Regions from separate parts of the Mus musculus genome. Here region 2 is linked to region 1. The links are chromatin loops, found by intact Hi-C in ENCODE. Cell type or tissue: heart. All regions are shown on one strand. Each heading gives the region's core, and the rest is flanking DNA. Links, peaks and the distances in the headings are about the cores only. Region 1 has its middle 55 kb from the start of Gm39461. Region 2 holds the start of LOC115487747 (a long non-coding RNA gene).

Region 1 (15,919 bases), core at 2,565-10,564:
ATGCCCGTACCTGAGTGCCTTAAGTTTACAATATAAAGTATCTTCCCTTTTTGCCCTTTCAGGGTCCTCCCAGTTACCTCTAAGCATGCTTTTACATGAAAGGCAACCAAAGATCAAAGTCCTCCTACTGGAGCAGGTGGACAGAGCTAAGACAGGAACTCCTGCCAGAGAGCTCACAAGGAAGACCACACTGGTACCACGACTGCCTATCAGAAATGTCTGAATCCAACCAGAAAGTATTTTATTTGAGTTCAGACAACTCGGACACAGCTGCTTGGGGTTTTTCTGCCAGTGTTTTACCTACCCCAGTTGCTACTGAAAACAGTTTGCAATTCATCTGAGGATTCTTTATATACTCCCCGAAGTATACGTAGCATTTAATTGGAAAACCATCAAATAAAGACTTCGGGGCCATGTGAAAGGACCACCTTGGTGCCAACTTTGAGCAACTGGCCTCTGTGGTTTTGCCCTGTATGGATGCTGACACAAAGATACTCCTGTAGTAAAATATACTTTGCCACCTTTCTAGACAAGCAACCTCAACTCCACTGACTGGTTTGGGAAGGTGAGGGGCAGGCAGTTGTGTCTCAAATCAGTTTAGGAAACAGAGTAAGCTCGAAAATTAGGTATTTTATTCATCAAGAGGAACCTGAACTTAGGAGCTGGGAGCAGGAAGGTTTACTCTTATTTCTTTTTTCATATGTTCATGCATGTTGGTGTGTGTGCCTTTGTGTGTCTCTGTGTTTCTGTGTATGTATGTGTATTTGTGTGTGTATGTGTATATGTGTGTGTATGTATGTTTATGTGTGTGTTTGTGTATATGTGTAGATGTGTGTGTTTGTGTATGTGTGAAGGCCAGAAGGCATCTCCTTGGCTGATGTTCCTCAGGCACCCTCTGCCTTCTTTATGAAACTGGGTCTCTCATTGGTCAGGTACTCTCCAAAGAAATCAGGCTGTGTTAGCCATTACTTCCCAGGAATTCACACATCTCTGCCTTCCCAGCACTAGGATAACAGAAGCTTACTACCACACCAGCTTTTAAAAACACCTATTTTCTGTGAATGGAACTCGCATCTTCTGGCTCAAAAAAACAAGTACTTTACCAACTGAACCATCTTCCTAACCCAGGTTTCCCTCCTTTTAAAAAATTGTTTATTTAAGAATTTCATATGTGAGTAATGGACTTTCATTGTATCCATTCCTTCTTACCATCCAAAGCCTCTCAGGTTCCCCTAACATCCCAGCTTCAAATTAGTCTTCTCCTTTAACAACAACAACAACAACAACAACAACAACACACACACACACACACACACACACACACACACACACACACACTCGTACATGCTCACATATGTATATGCACCTATGCACACTTACATACATACCCACAGGCACACACCCTCCCCATCCCCTCCACAGGCACACATGCATACACACACACAGACATATGAATGCAGAGATATTTGAGCCTTATTGGGTGCATGGCTGAAGTAGACATGGATGCAAGTTTCCTTTCTTATTGAAAAAAATAACTGGAGAAAGGTGGGGAGGAAGAAGGAAAGGGAAAGATAAAAGAGGAAAAGAGAGCTACAGAAAAAGAAAGAGAGGGAGGGGGAACAAAAGGATTCTAGTTCTCTTCAAAATCTATTTGCATGTATCAAGTCTGATTGGAGGGGGGGGGTTGTATCTCAAAAAGTATAGTTAAGAAACATTATCACAGTTTAATTTCTACCCATTGTCTGAGTTGGGAGCCGACAACATCCGCCACAATCACACTAGGTAATGATGTCTTTAAATTTGAAAAAGGAGCATCTCTCTCCTGAAACTAGGTTGAAGATCCCAGAACACCTTTAGGCAATCTCTTGGGGGAAAGTCTGTCAGCCAAGCCATGGAGAAAGAGGGCCAACAGTGGTGTTACCCGCACACAGGGTGGTAAAGACAATTACCCATCATGTGTCCTCACTATGTACACAGTTTGCTTTGCCATGGCTTCTTATGAACAAAAACTGCCTGTGTCACAGTAGAAAGGGGAGGAGGCTGGAAAAACTAGCAAAGGGGAGTTTCTTTTTTTTCTTTTTCTTTTTTTTTTTTTCTTCTTCAAGAGCCAGCCTGGCACCAAAAACATAATGTAGTGTGCAGGTATTTGATTTGATAGAAAACCTGCTTTGATTTAAATTAAAAAAAAAAAAAGGTTCTTGACAAGGTCGTAATTCATTGAGAGAGGCCAAGCCTGCAGCTTAAGTTTGACACCCCCCTCCAACCTAAACCATAACTGGTTTTAGGTGATCCCCTGTGAGGGTAGCGTGTTGCAGCTGGCAGAAAAATAAACAGCCTAGAGACCTGTATTAGTCTCTCTCTTTCCCTCTCCTTCCCTCCCTCCCTTCCTCCATCCTTCCCTCCATCCCTCCCTCCATCCCTCTCTCTATCTCGACCTCCCTCTGCCCCCCCCCCAACCCTACCGCCTTGTTTCCATTTATGCCAGGAGCTAAGGGAAAGAGTTACACATTCCTGAGTGCCCCTTTGGTTTCCCTAAGCTCACAAAATCTATGTCCTGCTGAGGGAGGGAACCAAACGTGTAAGAGATGGGAGCAGGCACAGAACCAGCAGCCACCTCAGACAGCATGGCCTGGAACTCCTCTCTCAGGCTGGCTTCAGTGAGGAACTGGCTCTGATTGCCCACATGGCATCACTCTTTCTCAACAGCTCTGAAGATGGGCTGTCCATCCATGAGTTCCCATTAACAGACGGGCACATGCATTAAGGAAGACTTGACATTGTGGGAACTGTGTGTCTTATTTTGCAGAACAGGATCAAGAGCTACTAACCTATCTTAGAGCCAATATTTCTTGCAAAATATTATAAGCAAGATCTTTCCCCAAGTGCACGTAGCCCAACTCTTTTTTTTTTTTTTAAGCTGACTGCTGCTATGGTTTACCACCCATGTACTTGCCAGAACCTCTAAATTACTTACATTATGACATCATCCTTCCCTGTGCATGTTCTTGTCACGTTGCATAAATACACCCTCGCCGGCCTGCTTCTTTAATCTTTTTCTGTCCACAGCGTATATCACAAGATGACTTCAGGAGACAGATGATTCCACAATAATGCACAAAATCATGGGAGTTGCACTTGGTCTCCATGACAACGTGAAAATATAAAACATTAAAGAGGGTGAAAGAAAACAACACCATCCCAGTGACATTAAAAAAAAAATGAGGCTAATTCGATACTTAGAGCAGGTTTTTATGTCTTCTTACCACTGAGTTACCACACGTACATGATGCCTTTAAGCACACACACACACACACACACACACACACACACACACACACACACACGGAATGGACATTTTTTTGCCAAACCCATTTGTCTCCTTCCCAGACACCCTGATTCACCAGTCTCTGGACAGGCAATGGTAACTGCAGCAGCAGGGACGCATCGCATGCCTGTGAACTAGAGTATAATAAAATTCTAGTATAACAGTGTGTTGAATGTTTACTTTGGCCAGGCTGCCTTCCCAAATCCCCCTTTCAACTAATATTTTAAAATGTGGAAAGACATTAAAATGGAGATAAATTCAAGGCTCTTTCTGAGAGCAAGCACCTCTTATACTGAGGATTCTGGGCTCTATCTGCTCTGTTCTCTTCAAATTCTCTTCATTTTGATGCTTATTGTGGCCAGGGAGTTCAAGCCACTGCCTGTCTGTTTGGCTCTGAAGTAAGAAAGCAAACCAGGCAGGGTCAGGGTTCCTGTTCTCACCAATTTTGTTCCTTGGAAAATGGAATTCAGTGACACTTATCATGGGTGCTTCAGGGAATAACAGAATGAAAATTCAAGCTTCAGGAACCAAGCGATGTTGGAAATGTCAATCTGCTTTGGGAGATGAAGATGGGCTATGTTTCTGGGGGTGAGCGAGAGTCTCTGTATCTTTCTGTGTAGAAGAGACTGTAGGTAAAGGAGAGAAATGGACAGACCAGAGAAAGTGAGGTTCATTGTTATTAGAAAAGTAGATTCTTAGAGAAAGAATGGCTGATATCATAAGGGTAATTGAGAGAGGGGGAGCTGGAGATGTGCATGACATTAAAGGAGAAGAAGCATTAAAATTTGGGTATGTGTTTACTAAGTGACCAGTAAGAAGGAGCAGTGGTTATTATTGTCTTTAGTGTTGTCGTCATCATCATCATCATGATCGTCATCATCGTGTTGGATGTATGCTATATGCATACATTTGTGTGCACGTATGCACATGTGCATATGGAAGAGGATGCAGGTGTGCTTAGCACTCACGTGGAGAAGTCAACATTATGTGTCTTCTCAAACACTCCCGACATTAATTTTTGGGGAGACATAGTCTCTCATCCAGTCTAGAACTCACCAAGTCAGCTATACTGTATTAAAAAAACAAACATGCATTTGGAGACCGGAGCAAGGTTTGTTGATTATTTACTGTGTGCACAATTCTTTGAAAATAAACTACAATAAAGGACCGCATGGAATGACTCGGAGAAAATTTTTTGCTTTCTTACTTATTTGTTTAACGGTTATGACTATTCCTCCTTAACATGTAATAATTGTATTCCCTGGCTTCCCAATGGTGAGTGTGTAATGTGGTTGGTTGGGTTTGGGGAAAGAATAACCAACAGTTGAACACACAACTGATCAGTGTGGGTAGTGCCAGGAAAGAAGGAGCTGGACAGGGCAGCTGTTGTGGCAACTCCTCCTTCGTCCATTAACTCACCTTACGTCATTTCAATCGCCCAAAACGTACTAAGGCCTGAAAACTCTTTTAAGTGAAAAGTTCCAGAACAAACTAATATATGTTTTGAACCTGGCCCTCATCTGAGTACCGCGACTCAAATCTCCTACTACTTTTTGGCTTCACTTCGCCCCATACAGAAATCATACAGTGACCCTATGTCTCCACACTGTAAATGCTGCCCGGTTGTCAGTTATCTGTCTCACTTACCAAATCAGCTCTCTGGGGGATTACAGTGCCTGGGTCTAAGTTACTGTTTGACATATTGGTCTCAAAGCACAAGAGTCATGATGGGGCATGACACATTTAGTTGTGTCAAAAGAGACACAGGTGCCCCCTTTAAACGAAACAAAGGTCAAAGTCCCGAACATAAAAATGAATGAAAAATAACCTGTGCCTCTACAGAAGTCATGGCCACTGAACGTAAGTGTTTCCAAAGCAAGCGGAATAGAACGATAGCCGTTTGTGTGGTCTTTGGTTTCAGGCATTCACTGAAGACCTTGGAGTGTGTCCTGCTCTGATTTAGGAGTTCATGTAGCCCAAGGGGACAGTGCTTCTACAGTGTCTACACTAAGAATACAGAAAGGTGTGAAGGTGTCACATATACCTAGAGTACTGGGATGGACCTATGAAGCAGGAATAGAATCGCAAACAGGGCACGGGAGACTTGCTATGCTAAAAACAGAGCTTTGTAGTTGGTGTAAAATTGGCAGTGAGAGATTATTTTTCAATTGCAGAAGCTGAGAAAACACTTGTGGTCAGTTAAGCAAAGTGTTAGATAGTGGGGTGCGTGTGTGTGTGTGTGTGTGTGTGTGTGTGTGTGTATTGTATATGTGTGTCAGAGTGTTTGCATGTAAGTGTGCTTATGGAATTCAGCTTGACTTAAGATGTCTTACTCTCCCATTTGCCACCTTATTATTATTATTATTTTAAAACTCTTCTCAATGATAAAAGAATCTCTGGTGGAATCACCATGCCTGACCTAAAGCTGTACTCGCCACCTTATTTTTTGAGACAGGGTCCCTCACTGAGTCTTGAGTTTTCTGGCTAGGATTGATTGATGACACGGGAGCACCTAGGATCTGCCTGCCTCCAAATCCACCCCTTCCCTGGCATTAAGGCTCCAGATGATTTCCCTGCCACTGCATCCAGATTTTTTCCATGAGTGTTATAGATACAAACCCAGGTCCTCTTGCTTGAGCAACAAGCACTTTATCCAGTGAACCAGCTCCAGTAAGCATCGTTTGTCAAACACTTAGAGGAGTGAGGTAGATGTTAGCGTACACAGAAACTAATGGAAGCTACTCTGGTAAAGGAGAGGGTGTAGCCATACAGAGGGCCTTAGGCTTTTATTGAAACTTCGATGGGAAGTCGCTGCTAGATTTGATACCTGGCGTGCTTAAAAGTGTTATGCAGAAACCCAGGTAGCTTTTTATCCCAAAATACATCATTAGAATTCACACAACAGTACTGCTTCAAATGCCTAGTGCGCAAAGCTAGTAGTATGCCTTTGAAGGGTACAGAGGGTTCAACTTCTCTTGTATGCTTGTCCAGTGAGCTACAACTCTACAATGAAAAGGACTAAGCTACTAATACCGGCAAAAGTGTCAGGGTATCTCAAAATTATAATATTTGAGTAGAAGAAGCATGGTGTGAAGTCTAATGTGTGATTTCATAAGTATAAAGAAAAAAATACTCCCGCCCCGCCCCCCAATCTGATAGGATTGGCTACTTCTAGGGAGGGGAGTAACTAGGGTCTGGTCATCTTTCTATTTTTGATCGGAATGATAGAATGATATGGATGTGCCTGTAAATTTTTAGATGAATATGATACAATTATACATGCACACAGGCATATACCACATATGCATACACAGCACACACATGCACACATACCACATACACATATGCATACACACACCACACCACACAAAGATATACAGTACACACACACACACACGCTCATCCCACATACACAAACATACACACAAACACATACCTCACACACACACACACACGCCCATCCCCCCACACACGCCCATCCCCCACACACAAACATACACACAAACACACACCTCACACAGACGAGTGTGCTTCCTACTACACAGAAAATAGGAGAAAGATGGTGTAGAGCAGAAGTTGTTCTAAATCTTACCTCCTTCTTTCAACTTCTTCTAGAAATGGATAGCAGATACACTAGGAACATTCTCCTCTCTAGGATGATGTCTTAGCTATGATACTACTGACATTTGTAACTGGATAATCCTGGGTTAGTTACTCTTGTTGGTGTATAAGAAGGGGGTGAAATGTTGTAGTGACATGCCTCCAACCACTAGAGGTCAGTAGCAGCATCCAGCCCTAGTTGCTCTTTTTTTTTTTAATTGCGTTATTTTTAATTTTTGAGAGTATAATTTCATCACGATCCCCTTCCCTCTCCTCCCTCCAACTCTCTCACATACATCTCATTTATATTTCTCAAATTCATGCCTTTTGGATTTCATTTCATTACAATATACAAAAGAGCTTCATTCAAATTATTGCCATTAGTTATATGTAGCCCACATATTTTTATTCTGTAGTAAAATCTTATCTGTTCATTTATGAATTTATCTATTGAAGTGTTGATTGCCTTCAGACAAGCGCTATTTTAATAAGTTTCTATAAACATTTCTTTCATTTTAATGCATGATATTTTAGGGCTGTTATGTTCAATAATTTTTTTTAAAAAAATCAGTACTATACTGCTTGTAGTGTCTGATAAACACAGGCTTCTATATTTTTCTCTTGGATATTTGCATGGTAATGTTTATACATTGGAGTGATTCTAAAAATATAGAATGTTATACTTAGATGCAAATGTGTATTAACTTTGCTGTTCCTTTTTTCCATAGTGTTAACAATCAAATCTGTCTCCTGATTCTCGGGACAAAATTGTCTGAGTTGAGACTCATTTAAGCATGAGTAGTAATTTACAGCATTCATTGAAGACATACTATGTGTGAGCTTCTCCCCCAAAAGCCTTACTGCCAACACAGTTCTTCAAAAACAATCCTTATATGTACTTTTTCTTCTTTGCTTTGCAATGGAAAAACTGAACACTAAATATTTTAGCCAAGTTTGACCAAGTGCCTAAGTAACAGGCAACAGACTAGGACTTACATCATATTAGTCTCTCTCTCTCTCTCTCTCTCTCTCTCTCTCTCTCTCTCTCTCTCCCTCTCTCTTTCCCATGAGTGTTAATATGGCCATGTGCATACCATCTTATAAATGTGCAGGTCAGAGATCAAACTTGGATGCAGGTCTTAGCCTTTTGCTTTGTTTGAGACAGGGTCTCTTCTTTGTTGCATGTACCAGGTGAGCTGCCAAGGAATTTCTGGACTCCCACTTTGCTACAGTACCATATTAACTACAGGGGAACCCAGCTTACATGGGTTCTGGGGACTTAAACTTAGGTTCCCAGGTGGAAGCATGTTGCTCCATTAGCAGCAGTTGTTTCTTCTTCTTCTTCTTCTTCTTCTTCTTCTTCTTCTTCTTCTTCTTCTTCTTCTTCTTCTTCTTCTTCTTCTTCTTCTTCTTCTTCTTCTTCTTCTTCTTCTTCTTCTTTTTCTTCTTCTTCTTCTCCTCCTCCTCCTCCTCCTCCTCCTCCTCCTCCTCCTCCTTCTTCTTCTTCTTCTTCTTCTTCTTCTCCTTCTTTTCCTTCTTCTCCTTCTTCTCCTTCTTCTCCTTCTTCTTTTCCTTCTTCTCCTTCTCCTTCTCCTTCTCCTTCTCCTTCTCCTTCTCCTCCTTCCCCTTCCCCTTCCCCTTCCCCTTCCCCTTCCCCTTCCCCTTCCCCTCCTCCTCCTCCTCCTCCTCCTCCTCCTCCTCCTCCTCCTCCTCCTCCTCCTCCTCCTTCTTCTTATTTTTCAAGACAGGGTTTCTATGTGTAGCCTTGGTTTCCTGGAACTCATTCTGTAGACTAGGCTGGCCTCAAACTCACAAGGGTCCTCCTGCCTCTGCCTCCGAAGTACTGGGATTAAAGAAAGGTAGGTGCCTCCACTGCCTTGTGCCATCAACTTCTTAAATATGTTCTTCATCACATGGGGTGAGTAATTAGTGTATTCCAGGACAATATGATTTCTACTACAGCCCATTTGCACATCCTTCCATTATTTCAAGTTTCTCAAAGTCAGGATTCATGTTCTATTACATATTATGAGAGTCAAACTTAATAACTAAGTAATAGTATGACTCACGGGTTACACCTTAATAAAACTTCAAGAGCTCACTGAGACCAATGTGATTATTGGACAAATTATTCCATTATTTAAACAGAGGGGAAATATATTTATATTTTACAATTGCCTAGAGTTATATATAAAACTAGCTTCTGGCCCTTTAATTACAGATAAAGGTGAAACCACCAATGAGGCTCTTGAATAAAGAAGCATCATCCACAGTTGAAAAGGCCTTACTGCAGGCTCTACATTCAGGAGTCTTCTTTTCTGCATACATTTCTGTGTTGCTGATTAAACAATATCTGAAGCAAAAGAGAGCCAAATATCAAACAGTACATGTCAAATAAAACATTGTAAAGAGAATGTCCACCATTCAGTGGCATTGTGGATTCTCTTCTAATATTCATTGCAAATACAATTTTTATAAGATCATGGGTTGTATTTTTTACTGTGCATGCCTCCGTTGTTTGTCTGTGTCCCTGAAGAATGTGGGCTGCCATATCTAGGACACGTTTTTCTTCCAGAATTCTGACCTTCTCATGGCAGATAAATGCATTTAATCAGTTTAATCTAGCAGATAGTTGGTTAGAATCAAAATACAGGATCACATAAAATTAGCACTATGAATGAATTTGGATTTGTAAGTCGATCACCTACAGAATGGAAGGAGAGAGAGGGTGAGAGAGAGAGAGAGAGAGAGAGAGAGAGAGAGAGAGAGAGAGAGAGGAAAAAGGGAAGAGAAGAGAAAGTGGAAAGGGGATGAACAGGAAGGATGGAAGAAAAAGAATTGGCCAGAAGGAAAAGATAACGTGAGAATGAGTGATATGTTGATCTTCTAGTGAGTGTGTGGCTATATATGCTCACAGATGCACACAGATGCACACAGATGCTCACAGATGCACACAGATGCTCACAGATGCACACAGATGCACACAGATGCTCACAGATGCACACAGATGCACACAGATGCACACAGATGCTCACAGATGCTCACAGATGCACACAGATGCTCATCGATGCACACAGATGCTCACAGATGCACACAGATGCTCACAGATGCTCACATATAACTTATCTTCATTGAAATGAGAGTTTATGAAATAAATCTTAAAGATATGAATTATGAATGTCTTTGAAAGGTTTGTGTAGGGCCGTTGTTTGTTCTATACAATGCAGGAATTGAACTTATTCTTGGTCCTGTATATACCTGACAACTGATCTACCATTGAGTTGTGACTTTAGTGGTCATGCACTTGATATATTCTGTGGCAGGTTTTTTTGTTGTTGTTGTTGTTATTCTTTCATCATAAAAAGTTTAAATTAATTATCAAGGAAGTGTGAATTTTTAATATACTTTTACTTACTTTTTAATATTTCATACTTGTATACAAGATATTTATATTTCAAACACTAACATCTTATCCCCCTCAACTTGCCGCCTGTATCTACCAACCTGCTTCTCACACTATTTAGTTTGTTCATTTATTATTATTGTTGTTATTATTAATGGGCCCCTGAGCCCAATTAGTGCAGAGCACACCTGTGGAGCCTACCACTGGGTAGCCTAGTACTGGCCACATGTCTGAAAGAAAAGTGACTCTCTTTCCCTTTACAATAAAGAATGCCATGAGCTTCTCAGTGCAATGGGAACTCCTTCTCCATTCTTTCTGAAATCTTGACTGAGTTGATTTTGTGTAGGTTAACCATAGCTGCTTTGGGTTGATGTGGATATGTTCTGCCCAGGATCCATCATTTCAGAACTCTCTTTCTCATCTTCCACCTCTTTCTTTTTCCTGCCTACTTTTCTACCATGTTTCTGAGTCTTGAATGGGGTTAGGCTGATCAATATGATAAGTCTACAGTTCGGCACTCTCAGTCACCGAGTCTTGGCACTTTGAGCAGTCATAATCTTTACATTGACTACTATGCATTGCAAAGGAAGCTTCTCTCATTGCAGTCAACAGCAGGACAAATTTATTAATATAAATGTAAATATTGAGAAAGTAGTTTGACAGCATGAACATTTAGCACCACCAGTAAGTTCCCCACTTGACTCTATGATATCCATAGTCATAGCTTTGACCAGGCACACCATATAAGACATGAAGTCCTTCTGTAGACCAGGCCTCAACTCCAAACAGAAGGCAGTGGGTTACACCCATTAAATCCCTGTTACTATTAAAGGACTCACTTGAATGTCATATAGAGAAACACTGGTTTACTGAGAAAGGAGATACTGAAACAAAATTAAGTTAAATTTCTATTTTGGAGTCTTACAAAAACAAGCTGCTCAAGGACCCTGTTCCTCTGAGGTAAATATTTTGATGATTGGCAATAAGATAGAGAATCTGTTAAGAGGATATCCCCAGAGCAGCATGTCCAGAGGCACCTTGGAATATGTCAGGGTTGTCACCTCACGCACCAAAATCCACAAATCAAGACTTGCAACAATGGCCAAAACCATGGGTATCCAGTGATGTTGGAAGGAATGGCCATAAAGCTATGTTATGTGGTAGGTATTGGTCTGTGAAGTTTGGCAAAAGCCCCCCCCCCCCCCCCCCCCGCCCCCAAGGGCTCATCCTAAATCATTTTGTTTTTGCCCTGTAAGGGAAGGTTATGTAATTTGTTATTTTCTAGTCTTTAGCTCTGTTGGGAGTAAAAGTGGACCTTGCTCACGTTTGGAAATTATAAGTGCTTATAACAAACTTGGTTGGTTCTGTCCATTTGATTGACCTTTGTGTTTCTCATGCCTCCTCAGAAAAGCAAGCCCACTTTAGGCCAGCGCTTCTCACCCTCTCTAATGCTGCTATCCTTTAGTACAGTTCCTCATGTTGTGATGACCCACAACCATCAAATTATGTTTGTTGTACTTCACAACTGTAATCTTGCTACTGTTAAGACTCATAATGTAACTTTCTGATATGTAGCATATCTGATATGTGGCCCTATGAAAGGGTCATTAGGCCCCCGAAGGGTTTGAGACCCACAGGATGAGAACTGCTGCCTTAGATGAAAGTGAACCTTCCCTAGCTAGGAACTGGGTCCCTGCTTGATTCAACCTATCAGGGTTGTTTAGCTCTTGACTATCATCACTGAGTGCAGTTTAAGTCTACCAGCAAGTCTTAACATCTATGATTGGGTCAGACACATCTGCTTTTCTATTTAACAACAATGAGGAAGCACACAGCCTTATTGTCACTGGCAGACTTCCATGACCTGGGGTCATGGGATTAGGGATGGAGGGACTTTTGACTTATAATACAGCTAATGCTGTGAAGACAGAGCAAAGCAATTCAAGTATGCAAGTGATGACAATTTGTGACTGTTGCTTCTTTGATATCCATTGAGGCCCTTCCTATGCATAGAGCTCTTGTTATATAATCCCATAAATCCTCTTTATTGTGTAAGCCGTTTGAAATGAATTCTCTGAGACTTACATCTTGAGGAGCCTTAAGACATTCAATATTACATAGGGAGTTGTATTAGTAAGACTGAAGTTCTGCATGAAACATCAAGAGGCATCTTTGAGAGTGCTCCCTAACCTCTGGAAACTGGTGACCCCAAGCAAACTGGATCTGCTTCTATGTATAAACATTTGTCAGAGAGATTTTCCAAAATATAATGGGAGAGTAGGGAGGTTGCTCAGTGATTAAGAGCTTTTACTGCTCTTGCAGCAGGCCTGAGTTAGGTTCCCAGCACCCAGCACCCACCTATATCTCTAGCTCCAGAAGTACCTGGTGCCCTCTTCTGGTCTGTGAGTGCTCATCACTATACACAGACACACAGTTAAAACCTGGACACTGGGATGTGATATAGACACTGCACATCAGTATTAGTGTTCCAGTGACTCAGGTGTCATGAAGAAGAGGAGGCAGAAACATTTAAGAGTCAGCGTGGTGAAAGACGCCAAGGAAAGTGCTGATGGACATATGAACTCACAAAGATGATGGCATGTGTAAGACCTACACAAGTTCAAACCAGATAAAATCAAACCAGCATAAAGATGGAGAAATGGACACAAATTCCCATCCTCTACCAAGAAGCTATTTACAATTTATTGCTGCTGGGTGAGGTAAAAACAATTTCCTTCAATGGGGTGACACTGGCTATGTTAGCCACACTGCACAGACAGGCTGTATATCAGGAAGAGTTGTATGATTAGCACAAAATGTACATGCCCTCTGGTAATGAGCATTGCTAGAGTCTTACATCCAAGGGAACAATTGTAGATATCAATTCACTGCAACAGTTGCACACATAAGACCCCTCATCCCTTCTTCTGAAACCTTCAAGAAAGAACTGATGGGAATTATCCTAACCTCCATATACCACCCTGCTGGATCAGTTATTACTCTGTGCCAGAACATGTTTGGGCAATGTTCTATCTTCAGTGTTTGCCAAGAAAGCCGTCCTGGTAGATGACAATTAAAGCAGCTCACTTCTAATCTGAGGTTTGATGCAAAAGAATCTTTACTAAGAAGGAAAACACATTTGGAGCACAGGCATTGGAACAGAATGTGGAGCAACAGAGAGTCTTATTAGTGATTTGCATGTGTTTGTGATTTGATATAAAATCATTCGTGCATTGTCTGCTCATGCACGGTCATCCGCCTTGAGCCACAAGAGGACACAAGCGGTATTTGTGTTTCTTCCACGGGACACCTTGGCTGACACATTTCATTCCTCTGCTGGTGTTTGTATCTTACACTGTGAGCTTTCAGCATGGATTTATGGACCTGCTGGACAGCTGGGGGCCATGTGGATGCAACAGCTAAAGTGATTTTTAGGCCACTAGAGACTCAACAGCAGAAAGAAAGAAAGAGAGAGAGAGAGAGAGAGAGAGAGAGAGAGAGAGAGAGAGAGAGAGAGAGAGAGGGAGAGAGAGAGAGAGAGAGAGAGAGAGAGAGAGAGAGAGAGAGAGAGAGAGAGAGAGAGAGAGAGAGAGAGAGAGATGAGAGAGAGGAAGGAGGAAGAGAGAGAGCGAGAGAGAGAGAGAGAGAGGAAGGAGAGAGGATCTCCATGAGAAGAACCATATCTAGACGTGTGGAATATATGTGTTGGAAATAAGAGAGAGAGAGAGAGACAGAGACAGAGAGACAGAGAGAGAGAGACGGGGAGAGATACACACACACACACACACACACACACATACACATACGGAGGGGGCTTTTTAAAGAAGTCAATAATTTAAACTCTCACTACTGCCTTCATTAAGTTGAAAACAAATTGGGTTGATTAGAAAACCATTACAGTGTTCCAAATAATTATGGTGATGGGGGGGGGGGCGTTGGAGTGGTGTAATGGTAGTGGTCACATAGTGTGTGTGTGTGTGTGTGTGTGTGTGTGTGTGTGTGTGTGTGTGTGAAATCAGGTTATTTTAATCTTTTTATTTTGAAGTTGTAAGAACATAAAAAAGAAGGCACTGTTGGTACTATTCCCACAACTTTCAGCCTAAATAACATATATTTACACATACACAAGTGCACACATACATATATTACAACAGGAAATGAACTAACTATATGTGATGAACTGCACACACTCTCCGAACAACCACACAAGAGGCATGCAATTAATAGGCTGTATAGACTTCCCAGCACACACACAATCATACACGATGACAGGAAATGAATAATATATTTACTAAATTACATCTCTCCCCAACACACAGTCACATGTAACACATGATCTGAATATTCCATTCCCAGTGGGATGGTGGGAAAGCATTGGTTTTACTTTATGCTGTAGCAACCAGGAAAGTGATAGAAACAACTTTGATAATTTAATATTTTACTCAGGAACCCCTAAGTAATTTTTGGGTTTGTTCTGTGTAGAGAGTTGGCCATAAAAGCTGTAGGTAATTTTTTTTTTGCCATCGTCTTTAAGAAACCATAACAAGCATGATTGAACAAAGAAAGGACTTCAAAGACTTGTTCCATGGTAGGAAGTGCTTTCGAACAAAAGTCATAAAGTGTGTCAATGGGTCCTTTGTGAGGTGAGATGCCTTCCTCCCTGTGCTTGTCAAAGACATTAAAAGGAAAGGAGGCTCCTCTGTCATACAAAGGAGACCCACAGTCAGAAGTATCCTGTCCCAACAGACTGTTCTCTTTGCCTCAAGCATTGCCACCCCCCTCCCCCCCCCCCCCACACACACACAGAGTGAGGGAGTGGTTTTGGAATAGATCACAAATGAAAAGTCACAACCATGGCCATTTCCCTCTGTTTCTTCCCTCTTCTTTTTATTCTTTGCACTCAACTGAACAGTCCCAATTCCAACAGATTATTTGGGAATCTGTAAGTCAGGGCATTGCCTCAAATGCATGGTGGTTACAGAGGCAAGACAGCTGTCCACAAGACAGTCGCAGGTCTCTGTTTCTTCAGCTGCTTTGCACAGGCAAGGAGACGTAATCCATTTTCTGGAATGGTCCTCCCACCCCTTTCTCCACCTTTTAAATGCCAGTTGGAATACCCACAAAACAAATCACGTTGGTCAGAAAGGACCAGACTAGTAGCAGAAACATTCTATTTTGTGGTAGACTGGAGTGCTATTTTTGTTGCCTCTGAAGCCAGCCTCTCTGGGGCTATATTTGAGGCTTAGTAGAAATAATTCCAACCAGCGAGGTTTGGCATCTACCACTTCATGAAAATATATAAGGGTAAGTGCATGGAGGTGCGGTTAGATGGCTATCACTTTAACTAAAATCTTAACACAAGAAATGTGTGCAATAAGAATGATTAATTAATTTGAACCAGAAGCCTAGAGCCTATATCTTTACCAGTTCGACTTCATTTTTCCTATGACAGGTCACCCTCAATATCCCTCTCTCTTCTTTCTCTCTCTCTTTTCATGCTGTGCATCTCTTGCCCACCCCCACACACCCAGTTTCAATTGGATCTCATGGGTCTCATGTATCTTAGGCTAGCTTCAAACTCCATGTCTGGC
Region 2 (15,919 bases), core at 5,129-13,128, 1.1 Mb before region 1:
AAATCCTGCCCTTCCCTGTCTCACGGGGGTTGGACAGTGCTTAGTAAAGTCTCAGACTGTTAAGTATATCTATGCCTCCTCTCATACCGGAGGTGTTAAAGGCAGTTTTCAAACAATGTTATATTTATGAGCAAGAATAAGGGCAGGAGTGGCTGCCCTTATCTATCAAGGATGGCTGTGAGTTTAAGCTCAGTTGTAAAACACTTGCCTAGGATCTGTGCAGTGCAAAGTTTTATCCTCGGAACAAACCAATCATTAATCAATAAGTCAATCAAATAACAAATCAAGAAAGAAAAACTAAGATAAAGCCACTGAAAGAGCTAGGGTAAAATACTTGGCCACAGCCTTTGCCGTGGCTGGGCTGACCAGAATACAATTTAGTATCCTCTAGAAAATTCTTGATCTATCTTTAGATAAAAGATTCACGTACCCATCACTGCTTTAGATGGCCATGTGGGGATCCTGAGTGTCAGACATCATCACTAAGAACTGTGGTATACAGGGAACACATTGGTGGCTGTTGGGGGTGGTGGTAGATGCCTTTGGAAAACCTTGAAGCTTAGACCCCACTTGGTGTCATCTCAGTCAGTTGGAGGGGATTGGCTCCGCCCACCTCTGAGCTTTGGGCTCAATAGCTGTGGTGCTGGGCCCAGAACCTGGTGTTTATGGAAGCCCCTCCTCCACCCCACCCCCACTGTGGTAGTCCCGGTGGCCTCGGAACCCCACTGGTCTAGGTAAGGGAGGTGGAAGTCTCTCCTTTCGCTTCCCTCTATGAACGAGAGGTTGGCAGCAGGCTTGTCAGCAGTAGGCTTGTGGGGACCTGTGACGAGTGTCGCACACATTAGGAGGACCATCCTGTTTTCCAGATCGCTGGAGTGCAGATGTCTTTTGCTGCTGAATGGCAAAGGCTGGCATCCTCATGAGAAAACCAACCCCGGCCTTGGCCAGGGAACTCCATAGCTTTGCTCTGCCCCAGCATGACTGTCCTCAATAGACAGCTGGACCTGACCTACCAGGAGCGTGACTCTGTACTCCTTTGTTCGAGCCTTTGGCTGCTATAGTGCTGTGGTATCAAGAAAAAAGTTGAAAGGGGTTCATCAGAAACACCCAGTCTATCATAGAAAACCCTAGGGCGGAGCATGACTTTGCCTCTTACAGCTCTGTGGCTTCCTCTTGGGTACAGAGGGCTGTGTGTTTGCCCTGACAACAAGATAACCCACTGTAGGGCGTTCCTGGAACCAGCCATTGGTTGGGGACTCTTTCCAGGACCAAATTTTAGGTTTTGTGGGAGCTCTAGCCTTTCCTTTCAGACCCCAGCTACAGCACACAGCAGTTGGTCATTAAGGCTTCTGTGGTTGCCATGGTGAGAGAGCCTCTTCTGCTGGCCTGGGCCTGTGGGATTGAACAAGGAGACATAGCCCACATTCTTTGAAGTGATTTTCACTGGTTAATCTGCTCTGCTTCAATCTCTAGGTTCTCTGTGTGTGTGTGTGTGTGTGTGTGTGTGTGTGTGTGTATGTGTGTGTGTGTATGTGTGTATGTGTGTGTGTGTATGTGTGTGTGTGTGTGTGTGTGTATGTGTGTGTGTGTGTGTGTGTGTATGTGTATGTGTGTATGTGTGTGTGTGTGTGTGTGTATGTGTGTGTGTGTATGTGTGTGTGTGTGTGTGTATGTGTGTGTGTGTATGTGTGTGTGTGTGTGTGTGTGTGTGTGTATGTGTGTGTGTGTGTGTGTGTGTGTGTGTGTATGTGTGTGTGTGTATGTGTGTGTGTGTGTATGTGTGTGTGTGTGTGTGTGTGTATGTGTGTGTGTGTGTGTGTGTGTGTGTGTGTGTGTGTTGTCATAGCTGAGCCATGCACAGGGTCACCTGGGCAGTCAGGTTCTGAAGCTGGAGCATCTGAGGTTTAAAAGGTGAGGGTCCTAGAACATGCCTGTCACCTCTTAATCGCGTTCTCACGCCCGGCCAGGAAAGACGCAACAGACCAGAATCTTCTGCGGCAAAACTTTATTGCTTACATCTTTGGGAGCCAGGAGGGCAAGCGCCCAGCGCCCAGCCCCAAAAAACGAAAAGCCCCTTCTATTACATCTTTAGGAGCCAGAGCTCCGGCGCGCGCGCTCTATTGTTTACATCTTTAGGCAGCGAGCGAGCGCAGGGCGCGCAGAGCCAGAGAGATGCCAGCGAGAGAGAAATGGCGGAAACCCCGTCCCCTTTTTTAGGAGAGTTATATTTCGCCTAGGACGCATCACTCCCTGATTGGCTGCAGCCCATGGCCGAGCTGACGGTCACGGGAAAGGTAGAGTACAAGTAGTCATAAAATACCCTTGGCACATGCGCAGATTATTTGTTTACCACTTAGAACACAGGATGTCAGCGCCATCTTGTGACGGCGAATGTGGGGGCGGCTCCCAACAGTCACCCATCCATTAGTGGCTCATGTGTTCTTAAGACAAACTCAGCAGGCTGTACCTGTCCAGAGTGAGTATAATGATCTGTTGCAGTGGATCCCAGCGTGTGGTGGGTCGGGGTGGGGCCGGCAGAGTTTGGACAGGAGTGCAGAGCTGTTTTGCCAGTTTCTGCTAAAGCCCTGTGGATGAAGAGCCTGCTAACTCCAAAGAGATGGACCCCAGTCCTACTCTTAGAGTCCCCACTGCAGAGGTCCAGGTAGGCCCCTTACTTCTATGCCCACAAATACCTGGGCTAAAGGAAAGGCATTGGCCAGCGTGTAACAAATCTGGCGGGCAGGGAAGGTTTATAAAAGAAAACCCAGGAGCCGGGAGCGGTTGCCATCCCCTGGTCTGCATCTGCAGGCTCTGTCGCCACCTAGTGGTGCGTGTGTGTATATCAGCCTCACAGGTCTGTCTCATCCTGGGTCTCATCTTGGCAAGGTCTCATCTGTCTAAGGATTGTCGCTTAAGGGGGTCGAACAGGGACACATGGGTGTCATCTGTAGGCCCAGTCTCAGATAAGGCACAGGGAGTGTTTGTCAAGGAACATGAGCGTCAGGGTCAGCGATGGACCACACATACTCTTAAAAGTAAGATGGGGGCTGGAGTGAGGGCTCAGCAGTTGGCTGCTCTTCCAAGCGGTGCTGAGTTCAATTCCCAACACCCACATGGTGGTTCACAATTGTTTCTCACCCTAGTCCCATGGGATCCTCTGCTAGGCATGCATGCATATAAAACACCCATATATAAAAAGTCCACACCTACATAAATATTTAAGAAAAGTAAGATGACTGTGCCAACTTTGCTTAGAGAGAGAGAGAGAGAGAGAGAGAGAGAGAGAGAGAGAGAGGATCACTGTAGGATTGTGTGTGCGCGCTGTGTGTGGGTGCTGTGTGTGTGGGGGGCTGTGGACGGTAAAGGACCTGGCTCTTTATTATTGCTCTTAGCCAGAACATTAGGGGAAGGATCCAGCTACCATTCCTGACAGCCGCTGCACTGTCTGATAGTCTCGCCTGCTGTCACTCCAGGCACGTGTGTAAAGATTCCTCTCTCCCTTTCTTTTATCCTTTTTGCTTTATTTTGAGGAAAGGTTTCCCTGTGTGTTGCAAGCTGGCCTGGAATTCATTATATAGACCAGTTACATACATACATACATACACACACACACACACACACACACACATACACACACACACTCACACCTACACAGCAGACACACTCATACAGAGCAAGCTAGCCTTGAATTCATTATATAGACCAGAAAACACACACAGACACACAGACACACAGACACACACACTCACACAGAGCAATCTGGCCTTGAGCTCATTATATAGACCAGAACACACACACACACAGACACACACACACACACAGCAATCTGGCCTTGAGCTCATTATATAGACCAGAACACACACACACACACCTACACAGCAGACACAAACACTCATACAGAGCAAGCTAGCCTTGAATTCATTATATAGACCAGAAAACACACACAGACACACACACACACAGACACACACACACAGACACACACACTCACACAGAGCAATCTGGCTTTGAGCTCATTATATAGACCAGAACACACACACACAGACACACACACACAGAGCAATCTGGCCTTGAGCTCATTATATAGACCAGAACACACACACACACACACACACACACACACACACACACACACAGAGCTATTGCTATTTTTCCATCTCCATTTCTCCATTTTCTGGTCATTAGAAGACGTCTTGGTCTTATCATCAGGAGAGTGATTCCCCATTTCCTGAGGGGTGCATGTGTATGTGCATGTGTGTGCGCTCGTGTTTGTGTGTATCATAGGCATTACCTTTAGTTCTGCTATAAGGAAGCCTTGCGTTTCCCTCCTGGTTATTTACCAGTCCTTTCCCCCCTGTTCTGTGTCTGTGTGGCCACATGGCCCCCTGTCAAAGCGGCCTCACTCTTGTCCTGGCTGCAGCAGTTCCTCTGAGGCTGGAGTGATGTCAGGTGTCAAGTGTGAGTTTCTCATTCTTTTATACTCTTAGTCGCCAGCATTTGGGCCTGGGCTTTCTGGTGATGGGTGTGAGATTCCTGAAGGGGTCTCACTGGAGTTTTACTCGCAGTGGGCCACAGCGATGCCCCTTGGCAGTAACTGGGGACTTAACGTGACTGCAGTAGCAGCAGGGACCCAGCTTGACCCTGGACAGGGCATGTGAGTGTTCCCTTGGCGGGGTCACTGCCCCCCACCACTCACCCCAGCTTTGTCTTCCACAGAGCACTGCAGGTCACGTGTGTGGATCACTTGCCTGATGTCTGAGACACTGCGGGCAGGCAGAGGCACTGGGGGCCTGAGACCCCAGCCAGTGGCTTCAGTAGCCTGCTCTTCCTCGGTCTGAGAACTCGCCCAGAAGCTGTCACTGATGTGATTGCAGGAACGCAGGGTGGCTGGGATGTCACATGCTGCCTCCTGAAGGAGGAGGAGGGGACGTCAGGGTCACGTTAGAAGGCTGCCTGTTGTATTAATCCACTGAAGGCAGGTCAGTCCATCTCCAGGTTGACAGATGAGGAGGCTGTCAGAGAGAAAGAGCAGAATACGGTGTGTCCCAGAGCAGGTAGAAGAGCCAGGAAGCAAACTCAGGCCACCAGGCTCCGGGAGTCCTGCTCTTACCTAATTAGGACGGGAGCCCTGTGTCAGCCCCCCACCCCCACCCCAAGTCATGTTGTGACCCTGTATTCTGGACCAGAGCTGACCTCAGGGGTCACATTTGATGCCTGCCTTCTTGGACTGTGGTGTAACAGGCCTACCATGGAAGGCTTACCTTGTGATTACTTTCAAATGAGAGTGATTAATGTTTGCTGCGCAATAATAAACGTGCTTTGAAAGCAGGAGATGCCTCCCGAGTGACCTCCGGTGAGTTTTGTAAGTCACCTAGAAAGCTGAAAGAACCCAGGGAGGGCCAAAGGCAGTTGAAAAGCCATCTCGGGGTTCTGAGATGCTCTGGTCCTCTGCAGGCTCCCCAAGTCCTTCCAGAAGGACGGGGACCCCCACCTCCTATGCACCCAGGGTGTTGCTCACCTCTAGAGTCAGCCATGTGCTGAGAGGTGAAGGAACAACAGCTCGGGGCTCAGGCCTGGGCATGCGGGGTGGGATATCCTGCAGTGGTTCACTGCCTTCAATAGACTGAGGCTTGGCTTTGCACGGAGACAAAGAACCTTCTAGAATGAAGGCACTGTCCGTAGGGAATGACCTAGATAGTCCCCGCAGGTCCTGAGTGGGCAGGTAGGTCTCCCTTGTCCAGGCTCATCCTGAAGAATAGAGCTGACTCCCTCTAGGACGTAGCCTTCCAGAGGGCTGTGGCTGTGGCTGTGTGTGTGGCTGTGGCTTTCTGCTTTGTGGTTGTAAAGGATGTTTTCCTAATATAAAGAATCCTTACCTTCCTCACAGGTGACATCCCCAGTGTCACCTGTTTAGGCACGGTGACAATATCCTTGGGAACAGGATCATTCCGGATCCCTTTTATTAGGGTGCTCACTCATCCTGTTCCCAAGGACTCCACCCTCTGACCACCTCCTCCTAACTCCGTCATCACAGGTACCAGGCACGCCACATGTGGATTTCAGGGAACACAGACACAGTGTAGTGCAGTTCTCACCGTAGGCTACACCTGTCATGATGTCATAGAGAAACAACTTCTGGGTCAACACCTTATAATCACCTGAAGCACCTTAACCAGACAGAATATCCTGCTTAATCGGAGCCAAGTAAAATACTGTGTGTGTGTGTGTGTGTGTGTGTGTGTGTGAGAGAGAGAGAGAGAGAGGGGGGGGGGAGCGAAGGGAGAGAGGGAGAGAGAGACAGACACAGAGAGAGAGACACACACACACAGACACACAGAGAGACACACACATGAGACACAGACAGACAGACAGACAGACAGAGAGAACACCTTGGTTTCAGGATACGTAGATTCTGGATAAGGCTCATATGCCCTACAAGGACTGAGGAAGGGCCCAATGTTTGTCTGTTCATCAAAGCTGAGAAAACCTTTCCCTGAGCATCCCCGAGGATCAAGGTTCCCAGGAGGCCATAATTGATTCCAGTGACAGGAGATGAGACCGGGCTGGGGACATGGCTCCGTTGGTAGAGGGTTTGTCTAGCATGCACAGGGCCCTGGGTTCGAGTCTCAGTACCACATAAAACCCAGGGTAGTGACAGTCCCAGCACTTCAGGGGTGCAGGCAGGAGGACCAGGAGTTCAAGGCCATCCTTGGTTTCATAGGATTGCACTAGCCTGGGCTATATGAGACCCGTCTCAGGAATGACATTAGCAGAGGGAAGAGGCTTATGGGGCTCAGTCCAAGGGACGCAGGTGTGTGTGCCCAGAGGCTCCATGGGATAGGCTGCCCAGTGTCATAGCCGCAGAGTTCTTCAGGCTTCGGTACCTGCGATGCTGTTTACCCTCCATTTCAGAGCTCTGATGATGCAAAAATGAACGGGCTCAGAATGCTTCCCCAAAGACTGATCGAAAAGATTCCAGAATATATTAAGCTAAATAAGAACCTTATTAATATTAGTTAATAAGCTGCTCCTTTGAAACAATCACTCAAAAGTACATCTGAGACACGCTCTTTCTTCACCTGTTTCTGTTCACCCCCAAAGTGCCATCATTACCCCAGAGCGACATTGCTATACCCGAAACTGGTGAAGGGCATGCTGGGTGGGTGGGTTGGCCCCTGGGGTATCCATGTTCCCAAAGGGTTTACCTTGTAAGAGAGACAGGAATTCAGTTATGCTGCAGGGTTCAGATGGGGCTGTGAGTGGGAAGTGTACATCATGCAGGACTTACAGGAGGAGGTGACATTTGTTTGGGGTTTTGAAGTTGACATGCAGAAAGAGGGAAAGGGGAAGGGTGACCTGACAGACGCCCTGTTTGGGGAGTTGGAATGTTGAGGATAACGTTGGGGGAAGGTAGATGAAGTGGGTACAGGGTCTGATGATCTCAACCTCTGTGGCAGAGCTGGAACTGCAAACCAGCAGGAGAGGGTAGCGCGGGACCAAGCCAGGTTTTGAGCAGAAAGTAGCAAGATCTGAGATAATTGAGGTGGGGTCAACGAGGGGAGGTGTTACTGTACTGGAAAAGCTGGTCAGAGGTCCAAGAGCCAGACTAGCAACCCATCAAGGCAGGGAGGGGCGATTCTAGTGCTTCTGGGTCCAGGGAGATGGCTGGACCCACCTAGCAAGGAAGGGGTGGCGTGGGCAAGGTCAGCTTTAGAGAAGGTGCATTCTGGGCGATCTCATCCTACAGGGCGCAGACCAGACGGCGAGGTGACTGAGGGCCTAGGACTGAGGGACAGACCCAGCTCGGGGCCTGATAAGGCAGCCGTTGGGAGCCCTGTTCTGCACCAGCATCCCGCTAAACCTTGACATTACACGTCCCTCAGCTTCGGTCCCTCAGCTTCGTCCTGCTGAGTGGTCCCCATTATGTGGAGAAGCCAGAGAGGGTGTCTAGACAGCAGACGCTCATGTGATACTTCATGAGGGCTCGGATGAAGCCCAGCCTGTAGCTGTCTTTGTCACCGTGGTCTGACTTCCCTGCTGCGCACTGGCAGTTTATGAAGCAGGTGACTTGTGAGCATAGAGCATCCACAAAAGTGAGAAGGAGACAAGGAAATGTTATGTCGCTGTGTTCCGAGGCTTCCGAGAACAGCTGTTTCTGGGAGATGGCTCGGTGGGTAAAGTGTTGGCTCTGGAGGCAGGAGGACCCAGCCAGAGCCCTAAGATCTGCTTAAAAGCCAGGCAAGGCAGGGTTATGCTCTTGGCTGCTGTAATACCAGCACTGGGGAGGCAGAGACTGGACACATCACACACACACACACACACACACACACACACACACACACACACACACAACGAGCTCACTGGCCAGCCAGCCTAGGAAAATCGGTGAGCCTGCTGGTTTACTAAGAGACCCTTATCTCAAGAACCAAGGCAGAGATCAGCAGAAGAAAATGCCCAAAGTGGACTTCTGTCCTCCACACACGCAGGCACACACGCAGGCACACACGCCCCCCCCCCAACACATGTATACACTCGCACAAGCATGCAAGTGTGTTTCTGCAAGTGGGAATGTCAGAGCTATGAGCCTCCAGGGGAGGGAGGGTTGAGAACAGTTTCTTTGTATCTGGCAGTTGGGGTGTCATTGAATAACCTTGAGTCCTGGCAGCTCCAAGGGCGAGCTGGGCACGCTGGCCTGGAAGTCAATTGCAGAAGCCAGAGCAGGGAGGGGCCCATGCAGAAGGTGCTTCCGGGAGGGAGGCCTAAGATTGGTGTGGGAGTGAAGCTAGAAAGGGCAGGGTCCACCCTGAAGGCCTCAGCCCCTCACCTGCACAATCTCTCATGCCCAAACCTAGCTAGGCATTTCTAGCCAGCTCTGTCTGCAAAGATGCCCCTCCCTCTTGAAAAATGTGCACATCTCTGTCTGATAAAACCTTGTTCCCCCTGGAGGGAGAGAAAGGAGGGAGGGAGGGAGGGAGGGAGGGAGGGAGGGAGGATGGCGTCTGGAGGCAGGAAGCCAGTGTTGGAATCCAGGCCTGGCTTTGTCCCTCTCCAATGGGCAGCTAGGGGTAGGGTGTTTCATTTCTGGGTTCTGCCTTTCCTATAGAAAAAGATCATAAAAAGAACCCATCTCCTAAGGTTGTGGTGAAAGCTGAACAAGGTCCTGTGTGCAGTGGAGCCAGCACTAGGACAGAGATTGCATGTGCAGAGCCAGCACTAGGACAGAGGGCGCCCCACTGTTCTGTCCGCCTTTACACAGCACTGCCCCCTCTCATGTCTGCAACTCTATTTTCTGCTGGAAACGGTATCAGAATATATTAAGTAGAAAATTTCAGAAATAAAGAATTTGTAAATATTGAGTGATTTTTTTAACACCCCCCCCCCAGTGTATTGTTATAATTATTCTGGTTGTTTAATAGTTATTGATAATCTCTTAATTTGCTTTTCATACTAAATTCTATCATAGTTATAAATGTGCAGGAAAATAATATAATTAGGTCTTCAGATATACACTGGTCTGGAACACTCCTCTATTTGCAAAGTATGTGTTTTTATTTTTGTGTTTTGAGTCCTTCTTGGACTGTAATTTGACTCCAAGGACCAGATCTGTCCCAGGAGGCACTTGGAATTAAATGCTGAGTTCCAGAAGGGAGTGTTAAAGCCATGGCCTGTCAGGGCTGCAGGCGGCAACTCCCACTCGGAGGCTCCATTCCTTCCCACAGCCTGGACTCGCAGCTGCCTTGCTGTCTCTCTGTTGCCCCATCCCTGCATAATTCAGGCAGGCTGATAGGCCTGCTACTCAGGTGGTGCCCTCTCTGCCCCATAGCTCTTGAGAAACCTGTAGGCTCTGAGCACATTGCTAGAGGAGAGGGCGGTGCCTGGGTTATGACCTCTCTCAGAGTTGGAACAGGGTCTCCGAACATCCTCCAGGGCAGATTCCAGGTCAGCCCTGGAGGGTGTCGCATGCCTTGACAGATGGTGTCCGGCTGTAGGCTCCTGCCCCACGTCCTGGAATGAAGGCTTGGCAGCCCTGTTTTCTCCAGGGACAGTTGACACTGGGAACCCTGGACATTGTCCCTGAGCTCAGGGCATGCGTCTCGCGACCATTCGCAAACTGACCACTTGATGGCGCTGTGGCTCCACCGTGTGCCTGCTTTCTCCTCCGGGCCCCTGGCTGAGCTGCAGTGGTCATCCAGGCGCCCGACTGTGCCCTGGCTGCTGGTGGGGCGCAGCGCCTGACGCCTGCCCGTTCTGCTTGAGCACAAATGCAGAGCTCAGAGCTAGTTTCTCCTGCAGCGAAGGAAGTTTGGGGTGTTGGTATTGTGTTCTGTGCTGTGTGTTCCTGCAGCTTCCCCAGCAGCGGGTCAGACGCCCTAGTGTGCTAAAGAACGGTTTAGAGCCATCTGCATCCTGACCTGGTGGTGATCACTGTCTTTGGGGCAGAAGTGATAGCTAGTCTGAACTCTTGTCTAGAGTTTGTACTTAGGAGAGAAAGCTAGCTAAACACAGAATGGAAGAAGGGTAGGAAGAGGAGGAAGAAGAGGAAGAGGAGGAGGAGAAGGAGGAGAAGGGGGGGGCGGGGGAAGAAGAGGAGGAAGGAGGAGAGATTGGAAACTCTTTCCTAGATGAGCTTTGCAGTCATTCTGTGTCAAACCCTTCAAGGGGCGACCGAAAACAAAGAGCCTCCGTGAGTTTGCCTTAGAAATAGTTCTCTCCGAGGTCTATTCTGGTTGCACAAATGTGTACCCCTTCCACCCCTGAGCAGGGTCACTTCATTCATTCCGTTTTCAGTGCACACCCACTCACTGCGGAGCCAAGGGGTTTCCTCACAAGCTTGTTTGTAGATGTTGTTTTAAAAGCACGTCCTTCTTTGGGGTTTCTGTACGCAGAGGCAGGGGTTTGGGTCACCCGGGTCTCACTGAAGCTATGGTTTGGGGGGGGGGGAGGGGGGCGGGGGGCGTTTGGAAGAAGGTGATAAGATTGTCTCTTACAGGGAAAGCCAAATGAAGAGCTAAGCTCCTGATTGGAAGTGCTTTCCTTTTTGTAGCTCCATTTAAGACCAGGACTGTTCTCAGGAAAACAGAGTAGGTTCTGAGTTCAGGCCTCTCTTCTGGGGCTCCTCTCCCAGAAGCCCTCTGTCTCTGTGGAGGTCAGAGCCTTTCCCAGCTGCCTGGGCCAGTGACTGAGAGGCGAGTCCCAGGGGTCACTGCACCAGACCCTTGCCCCCCTGGAACAAATGCAGCCGGCTGGTGGGGGTGGGGGTGGGGGCTGGGGGCTGGGCTGCTCCTCCTAGATCTGCCTGCCCCTAGGGCCAGGCACAGTGTGGGGCCTGAGCTAGACTTGTCCAGAGGCAGGCAGGGCTAAGGGAGGTTGTGACCCCACCCCAGCTGGGGAGGGCAGTGGGAAAGGAGGAACCTGGAGAAGCTGTCCTAGCCAAGCAGGCTAACTCCCAGCTTCCCCTGGGCCAGAGGGCCCCCTGTCGCCTGGCAAAGGACAATTTGTACTTTTATTCTTACGCTATCCTAAGGCTCACTCACCTGCAAGTGTACTATCTGGTGCCTCACAGAGGCTCAGGAGTTGTGTGGCTTCTCAAAAAAGAGAAAGGAGACCACGGAAAGAGAGGCAGGAACGGAAAGGAGACCCACCATCAGTCACTGCAGCACGTGGACCCCCATGATAGCCCAGGAAAGCCCAGCGTGTCCGCTGTGTCCACACGGCCCCGAGCAGCTCTGTGCGAATGTGGCTCTTCAGCCATGCAGAGCTCTTGATTACCAAGACAGGAACTCACAGACACTCACAGTTCAGGTTTCAAGATGGAATACATCCATTTCAGTTACAGGGTGTGTGTGAAGAGCATGGAGTTGGTGGCCAGTCTCTTCCCTATATTAGAGTTCTGGAATCCATCTTGAGTTGGTTTTTGTCTACGGGACGGAGTTTCCTAAAAGACCATTGGTTACAGAAGTGCTTCCTGTGAGATAAGAGCTTTGCTTCGGTCTTGCTGTTTAGTCCTCCCAAGACCCCAGCAACTCCCTTGTGGTCACCTCTGGATGCCTGTGACACTGAGGCCCTGACCGACAGCTCTCTGCCTGATCAAGCAGATGTGACATCTGAGAGCCAGACTCGAGGCCCTGCTGCAAGGCCTCCATTGCCTTCCTCATGCTACCCTACCTCGTGTGGTCTGAGTCGGAGCCTTGTGGCTTTCTCCTCTGGTCATGGGTGGCTCTTCCCACTCAGACTCTGTGCGAGAAGCTACCCTGGAGGTTTGGACAGAGGAAGTTCAGGGGCATTCATCAAGGAAACCTCAGTTTGGGATATATGCCCTGCCAAGGTGACATGTGCTCTGTGTGTGTGTGTGTGTTCTACTGTGTCTTACCTGTGCTAGTGAATACCATTATTTTCAGGTACATGTATGTTTTGTGGGTGGTTTGCATGTGTGTGTGTGTGTGTGTGTGAGAGAGAGAGAGAGAGAGAGATAGAGAGAGATTGTCTGTATCTGTGTCTCTTTCTCTCTCTGACTCTGTGTGTGTGTGTGTGTGTGTGTGTGTGTTTACAAGCCTTATTCTGGGAATTGGAAGCTAGGAGATGTAACCAGGCAGAGGGTAGAGAACTTTTCTAGGCAGGTGGAGCTGTGGGGAGGAGAAGAGGCAGCCGCCAGGTCAGGCCAGGGCAGATGCAGGTCTTGGGTAGCTTCTGGGGCATCCCGCCTGACAGCGCTTGTCTGCTGAGGCTCCCCAGATGTCTTTCAAGAAGAAAAAGTCCTTTCATTGGAGAGGCTTCACAGGGCAATGCCTGAGGTGACACTTGGGTGTGAATGAGCTTCAGTCTGAAGTGCCATCCATCAGGGGAACACGAATGACTCAGCCCCTTCCACTTGGGAAGGGTGAAGATGGTACTGAGTGACAGCTATGGGTGGGCCATGAGAGGAAGCAGCCCCACAGCTCCACAGCCCCACAGTCTGAGGGACCGGCTTTGGAAGCTTGGTGACCACATTTGCCCTCTTCTGGGTCAGGTGTCCAAGGGGAGGGGCTTTTGGTAGACTGCTGTCAACCACAGCTGTCTGAGTCTCTCCACTGGCCGCCACTCCTGCAGGACTTGCTAACCAAGGCTGTCTCTTTTGCACTGTTTGACAAAGCACGGGAGAGAGTGGTCTATTTTATAGTTTTGATTGTGAGTCTAACCTCTAGTGGCTAAGCCATCCCTCCAGCCCTATGGTCTATTCTTAATGACATACACACTTGTTATAAAAGAGTCAGTCTCCATGGAGACAGGAACCATTGGAAGCCAGGGCTTAGGCTAGGCAATTGATCCCCGAATCACCACTGGGACTGGTCTCCATCTTTGTGTACCAAGAGATAGTCGCCCCCCCCCCCCCGTTAGCTCAGCTCTGCCCTGCAGATAACTCTACAGCTATCCTTTTAGGAGCAAGCGTCTCCAGATGATGCCAGCATATCCTGTCTGTCTGGGGTGAGGAGCCGATGCTTCAGGGTCACATGGAAACTCCTCCCATGTGCCTGGCTATGAGACCTTGGTTACATCCTTGGGTGTGCCCTCCTGGGAACAACCTGGCTGTGGGTGGGGCCCATCTGTGGTAAGAACAGCTCTTTGTGAAGCGTTGAGGAAGACTGTCCTTAGGGGTCTTTGGGTCAGGATGCTATAAATGACTGTCCATGCAGATGTCCCCCTCATCCACCAGGACACAATTCAAGACCTCTGTGGACACTTGGAACTGTGAACAATACTGAACGCTACTGGTCCAATATTCTTCCTGGACACACGTACTTCCGATAAAGCATGCTGTCTGGATGCCAGAGATGAACATTAGTTTGACATCAGAACAGTTACAGTAGCGCCGTGGGATAGCAGAAGTTATGTGGATGCCATCTCTCTCCGAAGGTCTTACTGAGCTATAGTGCCCCATCTTCTGTTGACGATCTGGCATCCACATCTATTGATGATGAGGTGCCGTGAGGTAGATGGCGTGAGTATGTGGTGTGACGTTAGCCTTCTGCCAATGTATAGTGAGCTTATGGGTAGCGGTGATGGTGATGGCCTGGCTGTGGTCTGCCGGCTCCCTGGGCTGGAGAATGTCCTTTTTGATGTGTAGCGTGTGTCGTCTTAGATCTATCTAACCGTGTAAAATCTCACACCCAAACGTGAGGTTGACACATAGGAGTGTCTCAGCTCTTCTTCTCAGGGAGCCCTCAATTGCTGAAGATCTTCTGGGCTGACACAGAGTGCCCACTGCTGAGCCCTGGGGGGATGCACAGAAGCCCCGGGGACAGCCCCCGCCCCGGACAGACCATTCCTGTGGAACTTTTGTACCATATTTCTCAAAGTATCATGGTGGTCTGGGGCCACGTGGGAATGTGGGGAGCTCTCTGGACAGAAGAGAGCATTGCCAGCGAATGCTTGATCTGTTTGGAAGCAAACAGTCCCATAGGATGCTGGGTTCCATATTCTCTGATACATTTGACCTCCCGGAAACATGTCTAAGCAGGAAGGAGCCCACGTGATAGATGCCGGCAGCCAGCATGCTTGTCTACACTTCTCTGGGTCTAACAAACTAGCTCCTGTCCCCGGTCTGCACATGGTCAGCCCTCAGCCTAGCCTGTGCTCTCCATGCATGGGTCATCTCTAGCCAGTCGGAGTTACAGCTCGAGACCCTTTCTTCTCAGGGATGGACAGAGCTTATAGCAAACTTCCTGGGTTTAAGACTTGAGCCTCTTGGGAATCTGTCACAGCTTGCAGCCTGCCTTCCTCTGAGGTACTCTCTACACACGGCATGGAGAGGTGCTCGGACCGGGGGAATATCACCAACCATACTCTAAACAGAATGTCTCCTGGACATCATGGTCCTTCAGCTGTGGGGCTTATTTTAATGGTCTTCCTCCCCTGCCCCTTGCCATTGACAGTGTGCCTGTTTGCTGAGCACAGTGTGGTCCTATAATGCACTTCTAGGAACCCATCTTCGAGTTTCACAGCGGGCTCTGGAGGACTTGGGTCCTATGGTTTCAATAGTTGAAACAAAATTCTTCAAACTGAACTGGTGTCCTGTAAAGGGGGGGGCGGGGCGTTTGGCAGTCCCCAGCCTGAGGTTTGGTCTTCCTGGGCAGATAATTCTTCAGATACCTGTCTCTCCATGAGAAGGACGAAAGGACTGTGAGACCTTGCTGGCCAGTAGCGTCCCAGGGCTTCCTCTCTGTGATGGAGGACAAACTTCTTAAGCCTTGCTGAAGGCAAGGGGCTATGGGGCGTGGGGAGTTAGGGAGACCTCCTTTGAAAGCTTAGCTGGAGGCCCTGGGGACCCTAGACAGGAAAGCCATAAGGTTTTGATGTGACTTTAGGGTGTGGCCTCTTCTAAAACCATGGCAGCTAATGCTGCCACCTGTGACTCCCCCCACCCCCAAGTCCAGAACTTTCGAGACCTCCCCTGTGGCTTAGTTGTTTACATGGCTGTTGGCCATGGCTGTTTTGGCTTACTCTCTTCTGTCATACTTATTTCTCTTTCCGCACTAACAGTGTGTGTGTGTGTGTGTGTGAGGTTCCTACTGATCAAAACGTCCATCTCCTCCCCTGTAAAATGAGGAGGAGCCCTGCAAACTGGCCTGCACACAGCGTGCCGAACCAGGAAGTGGGGTCCCGAGAAGGGGTCAGACTGATAGCAACTCCCATCTTTCTGCTTACCAACACCACCGCTTCCCTCTCACCCCTCCTCTGGGTTTACCCGTATTCTTCTTGTAGCTTTTGTCATGCTAAAATAAGAACTTTGGGTTGGTGATTGTCAGGGGAGACCTTGATGCCCCTGCCATCCTTGTGAAGCAGGGGGGTGTTGTTTGGAACACATCTCTATACAGATTTCATTTCAGGGATGGCTTGCAGTTTGGTTTCTGCCATTTGAAGCTTGGCTTTGAGCTTCGAATAC

What was found. Peaks named below come from ENCODE experiments on the same cell type or tissue, not always from the same donor. Only the 100,000 strongest peaks of a DNase experiment are listed, where the experiment ranks them.
Region 2: a loop joins it to region 1, with 3 times the contacts of the local background. A loop is called at or near these places in 3 of 42 quality-filtered maps.

Annotation. Positions count from the first base shown.
Region 1 is chr11:112,094,631-112,110,549 of GRCm38, reverse strand. No RefSeq gene overlaps it. Among named protein-coding and RNA genes, the nearest start is that of Gm39461, 55 kb to the left of the region's middle. In heart, for the core only: a CTCF peak has its summit at 7,091 (motif pointing right); no DNase peak of the experiment used is centred there.
Region 2 is chr11:113,159,510-113,175,428 of GRCm38, reverse strand. All of the region lies in intron 1 of 2610035D17Rik (RIKEN cDNA 2610035D17 gene), which reads left to right. LOC115487747 (a long non-coding RNA gene) reads left to right here and starts at 2,346. Exons shown (of 2, transcript XR_003949613.1): 1 at 2,346-2,476. In heart, for the core only: no CTCF peak of the experiment used is centred there; a DNase peak (open chromatin) is centred at 10,058; H3K4me3 peaks cover 1,021 bases; H3K27ac peaks cover 3,364 bases; H3K27me3 peaks cover 1,038 bases.